Linked DNA regions of Homo sapiens: region 2 is linked to region 1. A link is a contact called in ENCODE Hi-C or POLR2A ChIA-PET data. All regions are on one chromosome and are shown on one strand. Each heading gives the region's core, a stretch centred on a gene start or an enhancer-like site at or near the end of the contact. The rest is flanking DNA. Distances are from core to core; before and after follow the strand shown.

Region 1 (6,637 bases), core at 1,043-3,542:
GAGGGTGCAAGCCATAAGCCTTGGCAGCTTCCACATGGTGTTAAGCCTGCAGGTGCACAGGGTGCAAGAGTTGAGACTTGGGAGCCTCTGCCTAGATTTCAGAAGATGTATGGAAAAGCCTGGATGTGCAGGCAGAAGCCTGCTGTAGGGGCAGAGCCCTCATGTAGGGTACTGAGGAGGGAAAGTGTGGGGTTGGAGCCCCCACAGAGAGTCCCCACTGGGGCACTGCCTGGTGGAGCTGTGAGAAGAGAGCCACCATCCTCCATACCCTGGAATGGTAGAGCCACCAACAGCTTGCACCATGCACCTAGAAAAGCCACTAGCACTTAACACCAGCCCATGAGGGCATCCATGGAGGCTGAACCGCAGGGGCAGAGCTGCCCAAGGCTTTGGGAGCCCACCCCTTGCACCAGTGTGCCCTGGATGTGAGACATGAAGTCAAAGGAGATTTTGGAGCTTTAAGAGTTAATGACTGCCCAGCTGGGTTTCAGACTTGCATAGGGCCTGTAGCCCCTTTCTTTTGGTTGATTTCTCCCTTTTGGAGTGGGAGTATTTACCCAATACTTGTACCTCTTTTGTATCTTGGAAGTAACTAACTTGTTTTTGACTGTACAGGCTCATAGGTGGAAGGGACTTGTGTTGTCTCAGATAAGACTTTGGACTGTGGACTTTTGAGCTAATATTGGAATTAGTTGAGACTTCGGGGGGCTACTGAGAAGGGGATGATTATACTTTGCAATGTGAGAAGGACATGAGATTTGGAGGGGCCAGGGGCAGAATGATATGGCTTGGATCTGGTCCCCACCAAATCTCATATCAAAATGTAATCCCCAGTGTTGGGAGGTGGGGACTGGTGGGAGGTGACTGGATCATGAGGGTGGAGTTCCCATGAATGGTTTAGCACCATCCCCCTTTGGTGCTGTATAGTGAGTGCTCACAAGATCCGGTTATTTAAAAGCGTGTGGTACCCCCGATCCCTGGTCCCAATGCTGCCATGCAAGATGCCTGCTCTCACTTTGTCTTCCATCATGACTGTAAGTTTCCTGAGGCCTCCCCAGTCATGCTTCCTGTACAGCCTGCAGAACCACATGTGAGCCAATCAAACCTCTTTTCTTTATAAACTACCCAGTCTCAGTTTTTGTTTTTTTTTTTTTTTTTTTTTTTTTTTTTTGAGACAGAGTCTTGCTCTGTTGCCCAGGCTGGAGTGCAGTGGTGTGATCTTGGCTCACTGCAAGCTCTGCCAGTTATTTCTTTACAGCAATGAGAGAATGGACTAATATAGCCCCCATATGAACTATCTTCCTCCTTCTGAAAGAAGGCTTGGCCATCTTTTGGTTTTCTTTCTTCCTTACTTTTTCAACATTCTCTCTCTTCCTTTGTGGCAGCTGAGGCCTGTCCTGGCCTGAGAATGAGCAGGTTTAGAGGTATCTATTTATTGCCACAAGTCTTGTACAAACTTTTCTTGTGGTGCTGACAAGCATGGTCTCTGTTCCATTTAAGAGGTAAGATCTGAAACTCAGTGTGGGCTTGGGACAGCCTTTTGGCCTATTTCATTCTGTACTATTCAAGCCTACCTAGCTTAGGCACATGTGTTGTCACATCCAGCCCATGGACTTGATTACACAAGGGGATAAACCTGGACTCAGGTTTATAATGTGCTTGCCAGGCACTGCTGTCCTTCTCAGGAAAGGGTTGCCGAGGCATAGTAAGATTGGATTGGGATCTGTTGGATCATGGGAAAATTTTCCTGCCCAAATATTTATCTTACTGCAAAGTCAAAATGGCCTGTAAGCCAGAGTTCACTGTCCAGCTCCAGCCCTCCTCAATCCAGGAGTGTCTGGTGAACTGTATCACAACACAGTAGGTGTATTAGTTGTGCCTGCTTTTATGCTAAGGCTTAAGAATTCAGCTGATTCGGCTGGGCGTGGTAGCTCACTCCTGTAATCCCAGCACTTTGGGAGGCCAAGGCAGGCAGATTACCTGATGTGAGGAGTTCAAGACCAGCCTGTCCAGCAATGGTGAAACTCCATCCCTACTAAAAATACAAAAAATTAACTGGGCGTGGGGGCGCATGCCTGTAATCCCAGATACCCAGGAGGCTGAGGCAGGAGCATCACTTGAACCCGGGAGGTGGAGGCTGCAGTGAGCTGAGATGGCACCACTGCACTCCCGCCTGGGTGACAGAGCAAGACTCCATCTCAAAAATAGTAATTCAGCTGATTCACTTCCTAGTCATTTCTAGAGTTGGACTGTGTATTTTTCTGTGACCCGTAACAGTTTCTGAGTCAGAACTACCATATGTCTGTGAACCAATCTGAATTTGATACGGACAACTCCAAGCTGCCTACAGCTTTATAAAAAGAGTTCTTCCAGGTCTATGTGTCCTTTAATCATACACATTTTAGGACTCCAGTGTGCCTGCTCTGGGAAATGCAATGCTAGCCTACATCGGGCCTTTTTCAGTGGTGTGTTAGAAACTGACTGAGGGGGTGGGGGATCCACAATTTGCAGCATTTACTAACTTCTATGATACAAATACTCCTACCATTGTCCATTAAAAGCTACCAACCTGATGTCACTGAACATCAAGTTGGGAAGAGATGCACACAATTGGTTCTCCTCTGGGGAGCCAGCAAAAGCCAGCTGCAACACACCACGGCTTTGCACATTTTTAAAAAGGCACCCCCTGGTGGATGTATTAAGACAGGTATCCCCTTTGGGCAAATTAGAAAAAGACACCTCTTCTGGGGAGACCTGTGCCACATGTACACCTTGGTGAGAAGGCAAGAGCCCCTTCCTCCACACGTAGCTTGTTGAGGGGAATGTGAACTAGATTTTAAAGTCCATTCGCCTCCTTAACTATGTACTTTTGTGCAGTGCAAAATCAGCACAACTTTACAAGGCAGTCCTGCCACTGATTCATGACCATCGTGTAGTTAAATAAAACGGATGGAATAGAAGACAGCCAAGTTACCTAGCAGCCTGAAAGACTACTTTATGTGGATAATTATAGGATGATATTGCCAGTTGAAGTATTAGTTGTTCTTAAAATTAGTCTAATTAATAGAAGGCTATTATTGATAAAAAGGGCCCCCGACTATACCATTCCGAAGATAGACATGATATAGCTAAAAAGACTTGGGAAATGTGATACCTACAGTACCACATATTTAGAGTCCAACTCATTAAATATATTGATCTTTAGTGACTTAAATGCTAACAATAGTCAAACACAGGCATAATGTGAATATTTAAATTTAATGTAGTTCTTCCCTATTTAACAGTTTTCTGTAACTCCTATTTAGCCTACCAATTACCCTGTGAAAGTTATCCTCCCCCCTTTTTTACAGATGAGAAAGCAGGCTGAGAGATCAAATAACTCAAGGTGACTCAGAAAATAATTCAAGGTGACTCCTCCTTTTAAAACTAAATATGTAATGGATAATATGCAACTGATTTCTTGTGAAATATAACATTTATGTTTTTAGATTTTCTTTGCCTTTAACTCAAGCTAAGTCCAGTTTAAACCTGTACTTTTTGTAATTAGCCAAATCAAATGATCATAATTCAAAGATGCTAAAACAGAATGCTACATAGTGATGCTGAGAAATACTGTCAATTAGCCAGCAAACAGTAATCTGAATTTGCGCAGGATGATCATTCTAATTTAGATATAATGGAAAGATTTTAGATAAAATAGAAAACTTTTTAAAGAAATTCAACTATATCCTAAAACTTGACCTGGTCAAACTTATTCCATATTATATTCAGTTGCTCTAATATACAGCAGGTTGATACTAAAATAATGACAGAATTTGGCTGGTCTAAACATACAAATATATTTTCCCCCTTTTCTTTCTTTGGGAAAATAAGAAAAAAAACATTACTCTGTTTACTCAGAAAGCAAGGAGAGCAGCACCTTCTCCTGGACTCCGTGACTGTCAGCCATCTTGTCATCACAAAAAGGTGAGGGGTGCCAGGATTTCACTATGCTGCTCCTTCACTGGAAAGGGAAGGAAATGCTCCAGCTGTTTTAATCAGTGACATTTATTAACATGCTTCAAAAGTGACCAAAGTGTCCAGCCAGCACAATAGCCGAGGCAATCAACGTTCTCTTAGTGTGTGATCTCCTCCAAAACACCAAATAAATAGGTTTAGGAATAACCTCAAATAAATTGTAATTTAACTTCGCCCAAAATTATACATCCTCTACTGCTCTTCCCTGCTCCTGTAAAGATACTAGCGGGAGGGGAGAAAGCTCAAATGACTCTGTAATTTAGAATTACAACCAGAGAAGAAATACTTCAAGCACAATAAAGACGTTCCATTGAAGAGCGACATTCATTCTGGAATGTTTGTTTTGAAAACAACTCTTCTGGGGGAATTCAAAAGGTACTGAACAAAGCAACATAAAGTAAGTTTTGGGTTGTTTTGCAAAATAAAAATATACAATTGAGTGGACCAGATGGCAAAAACATACCAATTACAATCTGAATGCTATATTTAAAACCCTTAAATTCTGAAGGCCTGAATATCAACAAACCTATTTATGTTTATGATCCTAAAAAGACATTAAATATTATTAAACCCCCAACTTCCAAAACATAGAGACCCAGCAAACTGGGCTAGTGGTATCTCAGTACACAGTCACACATGACTAGACTAGACTAGACTAGACTAGACTAGAGATCTGAGTTTGCAACCAAGTACAAGAGGTCTTTAGGAGCTCAGGCTAAGGGAGGCACTTTATTCAAATGCATGGCCTGAGAGAAGAGGGAAAGTACCTTGTAATCTTAAACTATGTGGTCCATCATATATTCTACCTCAAAGACAATCTAGACTACGGTATCTCCTCTTAAACTGCCAGTTCAGAACAAAATATACTTTATTTGGAAGCTAAATATTTGCTTCACTCAAGTGAAGAATAATTTAGCAGCGACAGAGAACACAACTCCTGTTTTAACCATGGGAAAGAGAAGAGAGAGTGGTAAGTATCTCGCTGGGGAAATCAAAAGATTTCTGGGTCTGTCTGGGTGTATCATATTATGAGCTTGATTCTTCAACCGTCACTCCATTTGGTAGTCAGGGAGAAAGTAAGTGTAGCTGCAAGGGGAAATGGAAAGAACTACCCTGCCCTTCTGCACCCCCAGCCAGGCCCACTAGCTGCGGTGCTGTGCACAACTCCAGTTCCAATGCTTCCCTCCACAGTGGAGGCATATCCAGGGCTGAACCAGATGCACGCCCACAGTGTGTTTCTGGCTCAGAGCCTGTCAGGAAATTCATGTCTGGGAAGAAACTAAGTGTTCTGGTGATGGCTACAGTCAGTAGATCTACCAGCAATTTGTCCCTTTTTTTGTTTCAGATTTTAAGGCAGAAACTCAATCTCAGCAGCTAATTTCATCCAATTTTCTTCAGAAACATTCTCCAATTTAGTTGAGTACGCAAGAAAAGTGTGTGAACATTCACTCCTGTCCTCCCCACATACATATATAGACATACAATAAGAAACATACATACATATATACCCTAGATTGTCAATGTATGCTGCTGAAATGCCTGAAAGGTTACTTTTCACTTAAAAATAAAATTTGATGAATTATTCTGCAAGTATGGATTTGGCCCTAGCAAATTTTTATAAATATAGTTTGAGAGGACAGCAACAAAGGTTTTAACTAGAAGCTGTCTTGAGGGTTTTCCTGATAGATATTGTTAATATGTATGTTATTTAAAACAGGCATATCCTTATGGATTATAAAAATAGAAATGTATATATTTGTTAATACATATTCACAGCTTATGCTGGAATGGCTCACAGGAGAAATCATGGTTCATGCAGAGAATAAACATTACTCAAGTAAATAAAAATAAGATTAGGTCCATAAAGGCTGAGAACTTATAGTCAGTAATCAGCTCATTTGGTTTCTCTTTGTAGGGCAATCAAAAACATGAAAGGTGGTGACACATAAAACACACACAGACATACAATTACATGAATTACATGGAAAGAATATAAATTAACCAATAAAGCAATGTGGAGTTAAGGTGCAAAAATACAATCTTCATCGATTTTCTCTACTCCTGTGTTTTCAAGCATCACAACATGTTAAATGTCATGGGTGGCAATACCAACCCAGACAGGTCTGAATGTTTGTAGATTTTCTAAGTGTTGAAAGTTAAAGCAAGATCCTTTGAGATCTACGATCACACATTTTGGTAGAAATTGCAGATTTACAGAGATGACTACTGAGCAGTAGGTAGTAAATGGAGCCAAGAAGTACACTCTTGCCCATCCATCTTCCATGGGAATCAGAATATTGGCTTCAATCACTGACTCATCTTTATATAATCTTCACCCTGAAAAATAAAAGTTACCAATGTAAGAATGTTTTTAGAGTCAATAAAGTTTGATTAATCTGTTTTAAGATGCATAAATTTTTTTTTTCAGTTTAGTATCTTCAGTAAGGCTAATTTTTAAAAATACAGACTAAAAAAAAGCTGATTTGGCTTTTTTCCATTAATTTAATTTAGATGAAGCCAAATGTTTTAATTTTTAAACATTTCAGTAGCTTTTGGGGTAGAAGTGGTTTTTGGTTACGTGGGTGAATTGTATAGTGGTGGAGTCTGATATTTTAGTGCA
Region 2 (7,197 bases), core at 3,575-6,074, 63 kb after region 1:
TCTACATGCATGGTGGCATGTGCCTGTGGTCCCAGCTACCTGGGAGGGTGAGGCAGGAGGATTGCTTGAGCCCAGGAGGTTGAGGCTACAGTGAGCCATGATGGTGCCACTGCACTCCAGCCTGGGTGATACAGTGAGACCTTGTCTCAAAACATAATAAATAAGTAAATAAATACAAAAATAAATAAAGACAGGTACACTGTAAAGTGCACACTAGCAAATGATCTTGCCCTTTCTCAAGTACTTATAAGGCTTAAGACCGGGCCAGAATTCAAATCATAGACTGGCATATAGAGTTTAAACTAGTAAAATTAGAAAGGGAAAATGTAAACTCCTGAACAAAATGTTAAGAAATTTATGTATAAACCTGGAATGCGGAAAATCTAGCTGAGCAGTTTATATGAAAAATATTATGGGTTTTATTTAGGCTGGCTGCCAGTGCCATGGGAGCCAACAGTGTAATTTCAGCTTGTAAAGAAATGAGTGCAATCTCTGCCTGCATGGAAGTACAATATTCATTTAATAATGGGAAACTTCAGCTTTCTTATCTGCAAAATTAGACGCTAGATTAGACAATTTCCGGGTCCCATACAGTGCTACTATTTTATGAGTATATGACTCTATCACTTAGAAGTTCTAAACTTGAATTCCTGCATTTCCAGAAAATGACCATTGGAAAGAAATATAGGCTTGACTAAAACAGATAATTCATTTCTCTGGTTAACTTTATAGTTTGGATAATCTCCAAAGAGAAAACAAAAAAGATTCTTTTTCTGTGTGTGTGCTGACCTGACCCACAGATATACACCATGTCAAGCTTCACCCAGAACTATTTTGCTTCAGGTGGCAAGCCTGAGAAACCAGTTTTTCCTGAAGTTTGCCTGATAAATACGTTTATGATGAGCTGTACTGTCATTCTTCTATCTTGCCATAGCCTTGGAAGGCCCCTCCTAAGCTGGCCAATTGCCTGTTGACGTTGGTAATCAAGGATTTCAGAGGCAGACATCAAGGCCAACATGGGGCAACGACAGGAGGGACTGGGGTGCTCTGCCATATGAGGCTGCGGGAAGGCATGGATCCGAGTTTTAGCCACAGCATAATAGGCGGTCTGTGATGGTTTTGTGGGTAACCAGTGAGCTTCCCCAATTGATCGGTGCAGTTATCATTCTATTTTAGACCCCTAATTGGCATTTCCAAGCAGTTTAAATATGTTTTGAGAAAAAGGCAGTAAAAGAGACTAAATCTGGGGGAAAGCAAAGCTTCAGTAAAAATAGCATTCCAAATATTTCAGCTGGGATCTCTTTGTCTAACTAACAGAGATTTGGAGAGTGGATCAGAAGGCCTGCATCTCCTTCCCCTTCTGCAATTAGCCAGGTATATGCCCGTGGGCAAGCCATTGAACTGATCCTGGGCCACTGTTTCCTTACTTACAAGATGAAGAGGAGCCCCACCTTGCTACTTCCAAGAGCGTAGGAGCTGAGCACCTTTGGGTTGCCCTGGTTTGTGAAGGCCCCCTGAACTAAGAACACATTATATATTGATCAGGAAAGGAATTCGATATAGGCTTGGAGGTGATCTCTGTAAAGTCAGAAAGAGGATCCTAGGATTCTAAGGCCATATGCACAGGGCAGTGAGCAAGAACTGAAGTTACAGGACTCTCAGGTTCCTGTCTCAGGTAAGTCCCTTCCAGGTGTTGGCTGAGTTGCTCTATGGCTCATTTTCTTAATTGTGTCAAGCAGAAGAGGTCACAGAGGGTGGAGCATTGGCCAATGTGTCATGTTCTCAAAGTTCTGAAAAAAGGACAGAGGGAGCAGAAAGGCCAGAAGAGGAGTTTCCACAGCAAACTGACCACAACCAACTATCCCATTCCCTTCCCAGACTGGAAGGGACAAGGGCACCAGGTAGCTGCAGCCTCCATGGTTTCTTAAGTATCTTCATCCCTTTAGCACCATAGCCACCAACTTAAGCAAGGAAATCAAGATCTTTAACAAACAGGGGAAGTCCAGGAGATGGTAATTAGGTGAACTTTTGGAGATTTTGGGGGAATCCGTAGATGTTTATCTTTTCAAGAGATAGACTCCCTTTTAAATTTTGGTAAAATCTACATAAATGTCATTTACCATTTTAGCCATTTTTACATGTACAATTCAGTGGAGAGGCCCTTTTTGATAACTTTCATTCTCTCCCTGTGCTGATGTAGACTGTGTACTCCCTGCTAGGAAGATTCCTGGTTGTTCTGCAGGGTCATTCTGAGGGCGTCATCCAGTTAAGTGGATTTGGCTCCTGCAATAGGGGAATACCCCAAAATACCAGAAACAGGACAGGAAATTATTCTGTGGTCATTTATCCTTGATACTGATGAGATCAGATTTGCTGCTGCATCCCTTTAATTTTTATCTCTGCATTGTCCCTAACCACTTATCTTGACCTGTGGCTTGCCCTTGGGCCTGATCTCTTTCATTATAGTGCATTTTGGTTCTCTGCTGACTCCTGGCGCATTCTGATTATTAAAAAAAAACCCTATTTTTCTTGGGATGTGACTTGTCTGCCCCTTCAGTGGTCCTTGCAGAGCTTATTTGTCAGATACTATTGACAGCTTCTGCTCTCTACCTGAGCTCCAATCCCATTTCCCTGACTGCCTACTGGCCATTTCCTCTGGAATGTGCAGGTCATTGTTCTGCCAAGCAGATTGCAACATGTCCAAAAACAACCTTCTTCTTTTTTTTTTTTTTTTTTTGCCACAAATCAGCTGCTCATATAAACTGTCAGTCCCTGTCAATAGTCCATGAAGTTATTTAGATATAGAGAAGCAAATTCCTCTTTGATTTGATCTCCTCTTTCATCACTCTCAGCTGTTCAGCCCCTAGAACAATCAGGTTTTCCTTCAAATATTGATCTTGTTTCTGTCATTCCCTCTCTCCTATGCCCATTTCTAGGTCCTTACTTCCTCTAATATCATCTACTGTTCATGTCTACCCTTTCCCTGATTCAATTACCTGTGAAAGACTGAGGCCAGACCTAGACTACCTTCATTAATCAAATCATGTCTATTCAAAACCCTGAAGTTCTTCCCTATTCATATAGACTTCTTGCTCTTCTTTGCTGTCAAAATTTCCTCTAATCTGATCTCATACTAGACAATATTTCTGCCAGGTGGCTATATTGTAATGGGAAGTTTAATGGACTTGGAGTTAGTGGATCTGCTTTCAAATCCTAGCCCCGTACTCAGCAGAATGACCTTGGGCAATTCACTGACTCTCGAAACCTTGAATCCCCATTTGCAAAACTGGGGTGATAATACCTATGTCATAGGGAAGTTTATGAGATTGTAGTAATATCTGTGGAGACAGTTTAGCATTGTGCTCGGAACCCGTGTTTGGGCTGACTTACTTGGTTCAATACTAGGCTTTCCCACTCAGTAACTATGTGACCTGAAGCAAGTTCCTTAGCCTCTCTGGGTTTCATCAGTTTCATCTGTAAAATGGATACATTACCTATGAGGTAACATATACCTCATAGGTCTGTCGTGACAATTAAATGAGATAATATATGTAAAGCACTTTAACACAGTGCAAGGCACATTGTAAGCTTTAATAGGTGTAAACTATTATAATTATGCAGCAAGAGACCTAGTGTAATCAGCACTTGATATATGTTTGGTAAGTTTGTTTGTGTGAGACAGTGTCTCACTCTGTCACCGACACTGGTGTGCAGTGATCATAGCTCACTTGCAGCCTCGACCTCCCAGGATCAAGCTGTCCTTCCACCTCAGCCTCCCAAGTACTATACTCCCTGGGACTATAGGCGCACACCTTCACACCCCGCTAAATTGTTTTGTATTTTTGTAGAGAAAGGGTCTCACTGTGTTTCTCAGGCTAGTCTTGAATTTTTGGGCTCAAGCGATCCACCCACTTCAGCCTCCCAAAGTGCTGGGATTATAGGCATGAGCCACCGTGCCCAGCCTAAGTATGTTGATGAATTCATCTTATTCAGATGATCTTAACTTCCCATTAATTTTTGCTATGTACATTCTTATGCCACCCTTCCTCCAGACAGGCTGACTGCTTTGGTTTTCCATGAATATATCTTTCACTTTTCTTGCCTTTGATAATGGTTTCCTATTATAATTTATAATTCATCACATGAAATAGTAGGTACTATATCATTTCTAGAATGTCATAATTTCTCTTTCCTGCCAATCCAGATTCTTTCCATTTTTTAAGGTCTCTCCTAAACGTTGGCTTGGTGACACTTTCCCTCATTACTTCTGTACTTATCAGTGTCTCATTTTTCTGAACCAATTACCCTTGGCTTAGCACTTGATGCCATTAATCTGTCAGGTACACTTAGCTGCTGTTTCCTGTATATTCATTTTGTGTCTTCAGCTCAAATGAAAACAGTCCTCAATCCAGCCTTGTTTCAGAACATGCAGTAAATATATAGTGACTATTAAATCTATTAGATCCAACATTCTAGAATAATTTTTCAGGTCTACAGCCTCTTATCAAAAGACTGGCCTATGAGGGTGGGCAGAGGGTTTGGGAATAAGAAGTTCCTGCTGCATTGGACAAGGTCCTTTCGCCTCTGGGCCATGTTGTCAGCGAAGTACTTAAGCACAGGGGCTCCGAAGGTGAGGGGCTGGGAGTAGACCATCAGACCATCCCTGACACAGACAGGAAAGTGTCCCCATTCAAATCTCATTCTTGCTGTGACAGGCTTTGCCTTTAACTAGTTTCTCAAACTTCTTGTACTTTTACACAACATTTGCCCTACTGAGAAACTGGCTTTGCGTGAAACTTCCCATGGCTTGAAGCAAGTCCCCATGACGGTGTTTGCATACCACTGGGGTTTTGTTCCTCCCACACATGCCAATAAAGATGAAGTGGCACTAAGATGACGTGATATGAAGGACATCACTGCAGCCTGCAAAGCAGAGAATGTTTGAACTATGTCAAAGAGTCATACCAGGGTTTCACAATTACAGAAAAGGCCAAGAAAGACTAGTCAAGAATGCAAGGTGAATAACGTTGTCTCTGCTCCAGTTCTCACGGGTGCTGTAGCCCCCACTGAACGCCCATTTCTCTGCACTCCTGTAGTACATATCATCTGGACTACACAATTCAGTCCTGCATTATACAGTGTCCTTCAAAAATTGCTTTGTGTGTTGTGTTCTCCCAGCTAGTTGTAAGTTCCTGAGAATACAGACCACATCTTATACTTCCTTGCTATTGTATATAGAGCCTTGCAATACCATTTAACTCAGTGTTGGGCACAATAAAATTCTCAACAGTAAATGTTGATGGATTTGGTTTTGGAAATGTAAATTTATAAAAAGTGGCCCTGCAAAGGAGAATGAGAAGACTCACTTCCTTTTGAGGGCTGTGGGCCTGGGAGTCCCATCGTCATTTGCAGTGTTGCCAGCAGCAGCAGCCTTCTTTCACAGGACAGGGAGTCAGTACAGCACCAGTAAGACACGTGGTTTCATTGCTTTCCCACTCAGAAGAAGACCACTCAGCACAGTGCCGGAGACCCTGCCCTGATTCCCCTTTCTCCTCCCAACCACAAAGGCCATGCAGGTAGAACTTGAGGGGCATCAGAGATTATCTGACTGAACTCCCTTGTTTTGTAGATGAGGAAACAAGGCAAGAGCAGCTGAGGGTGGTGGAAAGCATATGCATGGGCTTTGGAGTTAGGCAGTACTGGACTCTAATCCCAGTGCTGTTACCCTTTAGCTGTGCGATTGTGGGAGAGTCTGTTAACATCTCAGAGCCTTGATTTCCTCATCTTTAAAGTGTAACAATGGCGACCCACAGGAAATGTTGTAAAAACTCAGGGAAATAATATATGCAAACACAGTGCTTGGCAATAATAGATGCTCAATACCTGTTGGGCTCTCTATTTTCCTTCTCTTGAGTCTCCTGCCCAAAGTCATAAAACAATTTAGTGCTAGCCTCTCCTGTTTTTCAAGCTGTTTTCTTTCAATCAGGTACTAAAGCTAACCTCCTACCCACTAGAAAATTAGGATCAACCATTAACACATTTTTTAATGCTGAAATTTATAACAAAATTTTTAATGCTCACCAGACGTGGTGGCTCATGCCTGTAATCCCAGCACTTTGGGAGGCCAAGGCAGACAGATCACCTGAGGTCGGGAGTTCGAGACCAGCCTGACCAACATGGAGAAACCCTGTCTCTACTACAAATACAAAATTAGCCGGGCGTGGTGGTGCATGCCTGTAATCCCAGCTACTTGGGAGCCTGAGGCAGGAGAATTGCTTGAACTCAGGGGGCAGAAGTTGTGGTGAGCCGAGATCACGCCATTGCACTCCAGCCTGGGCAACAAGAGTGAAACTCCATGTCAAAAAAAAAGAAAATCCCAAGATTTGGACATATTTATTTGGAGCACTTTTATATACCTTGAGATAAAAGAACTTAAAAGATAGAAATACTAAATTTCAGTGTCAGATTCAAAGGTATTGAGGTTTTATCCATTTCCAACTACAGTGTTTGAACTTTTGGTACTCCTAAAATAGTACTCATGGCCTTTTACCCCTTACAAAAATAAAAAAAATTCTGGCTTTGGTATATTTACGTGCTTTGCTTTGCAACCTGATATTTTTCACCTGTCTTTCTTAAGACATACTCTGCCGTCCATTAATCATCAATTGGATCTAAAATGAAAGCACCGCTGTTGGGGTTCTGTTAAAAAAATAGAAACTCTCACTCTGTCATGCCGTCAGTGGCACAACCATGGCTCACTGCAGCCTCAAACTCCTGGGCTCAGGTGATCCTCCCACCTCAGCCTCCTGAATAGCTGGGACTACAGGTATTACAGGTATACCCAGCTAAAAAAAAAAAAAATAGAAACATATTGGTAACAATCATGTGTAGTGGTTTTGTTTCAGAAATAAAATACACATTCAGTCAGGTGTGGTGGCTCATGCCTGTAATCCTGGCACTTTGGGAGGCTGAGGCAGGAGGATCACTTGAGCCCAGAAGTTTGAGACTAGCCTGGGCAACACAGTAAGACCCTCTCTTTACAAATAAATAAATAAATAAATAAATAAATAAATAAATAAATAAATAAATAAATACGAAAATTAGCTGGACATGGTGGTAAGTGCCTGTTGTCCCAGCTACTAGGGAGGCTGAAGTAGGAGGATTGCTAGAGTCTGGCAGGTTGAGGCTACTGTGAGC

The links. Hi-C counts contacts between places; a loop is a spot of excess contacts on that map. ChIA-PET counts read pairs that join two places held with the same protein, here RNA polymerase II (POLR2A). Pooled maps may share reads with other maps.
Region 2: a loop to region 1 is called in a map with no recorded cell type, with 6 times the contacts of the local background. The contact joins two enhancer-like sites. A Hi-C loop is called at or near these places in 1 of 168 maps with a recorded cell type or tissue (CD14-positive monocyte), 16 of 37 single-sample maps with no recorded cell type and 10 of 50 pooled maps. POLR2A ChIA-PET finds 5 or more read pairs at or near these places in 10 of 52 experiments (AG04450, Caco-2, H1 and 5 more).

What each region holds. Positions count from the first base shown.
Region 1 is chr12:12,641,711-12,648,347 of GRCh38, reverse strand. It overlaps CREBL2 (cAMP responsive element binding protein like 2), which reads right to left. Exons shown (of 4, transcript NM_001310.4): 4 at 3,240-6,354. The coding sequence ends at 6,350. Among named protein-coding and RNA genes, the nearest start is that of CREBL2, 33 kb to the right of the region's middle. RefSeq lists a silencer at 2,753-2,812 and an enhancer at 3,837-5,036. Within about 2 kb of position 2,292, at least 2 of the 41 ENCODE cell types and tissues checked have a DNase peak (open chromatin) inside an H3K27ac peak, as active enhancers do.
Region 2 is chr12:12,580,779-12,587,975 of GRCh38, reverse strand. LOC107984486 (a long non-coding RNA gene) reads left to right here and starts at 1,018. Exons shown (of 3, transcript XR_001749010.1): 1 at 1,018-1,675. RefSeq lists enhancers at 2,418-2,919, 4,474-4,533. Within about 2 kb of position 4,824, at least 8 of the 41 ENCODE cell types and tissues checked have a DNase peak (open chromatin) inside an H3K27ac peak, as active enhancers do.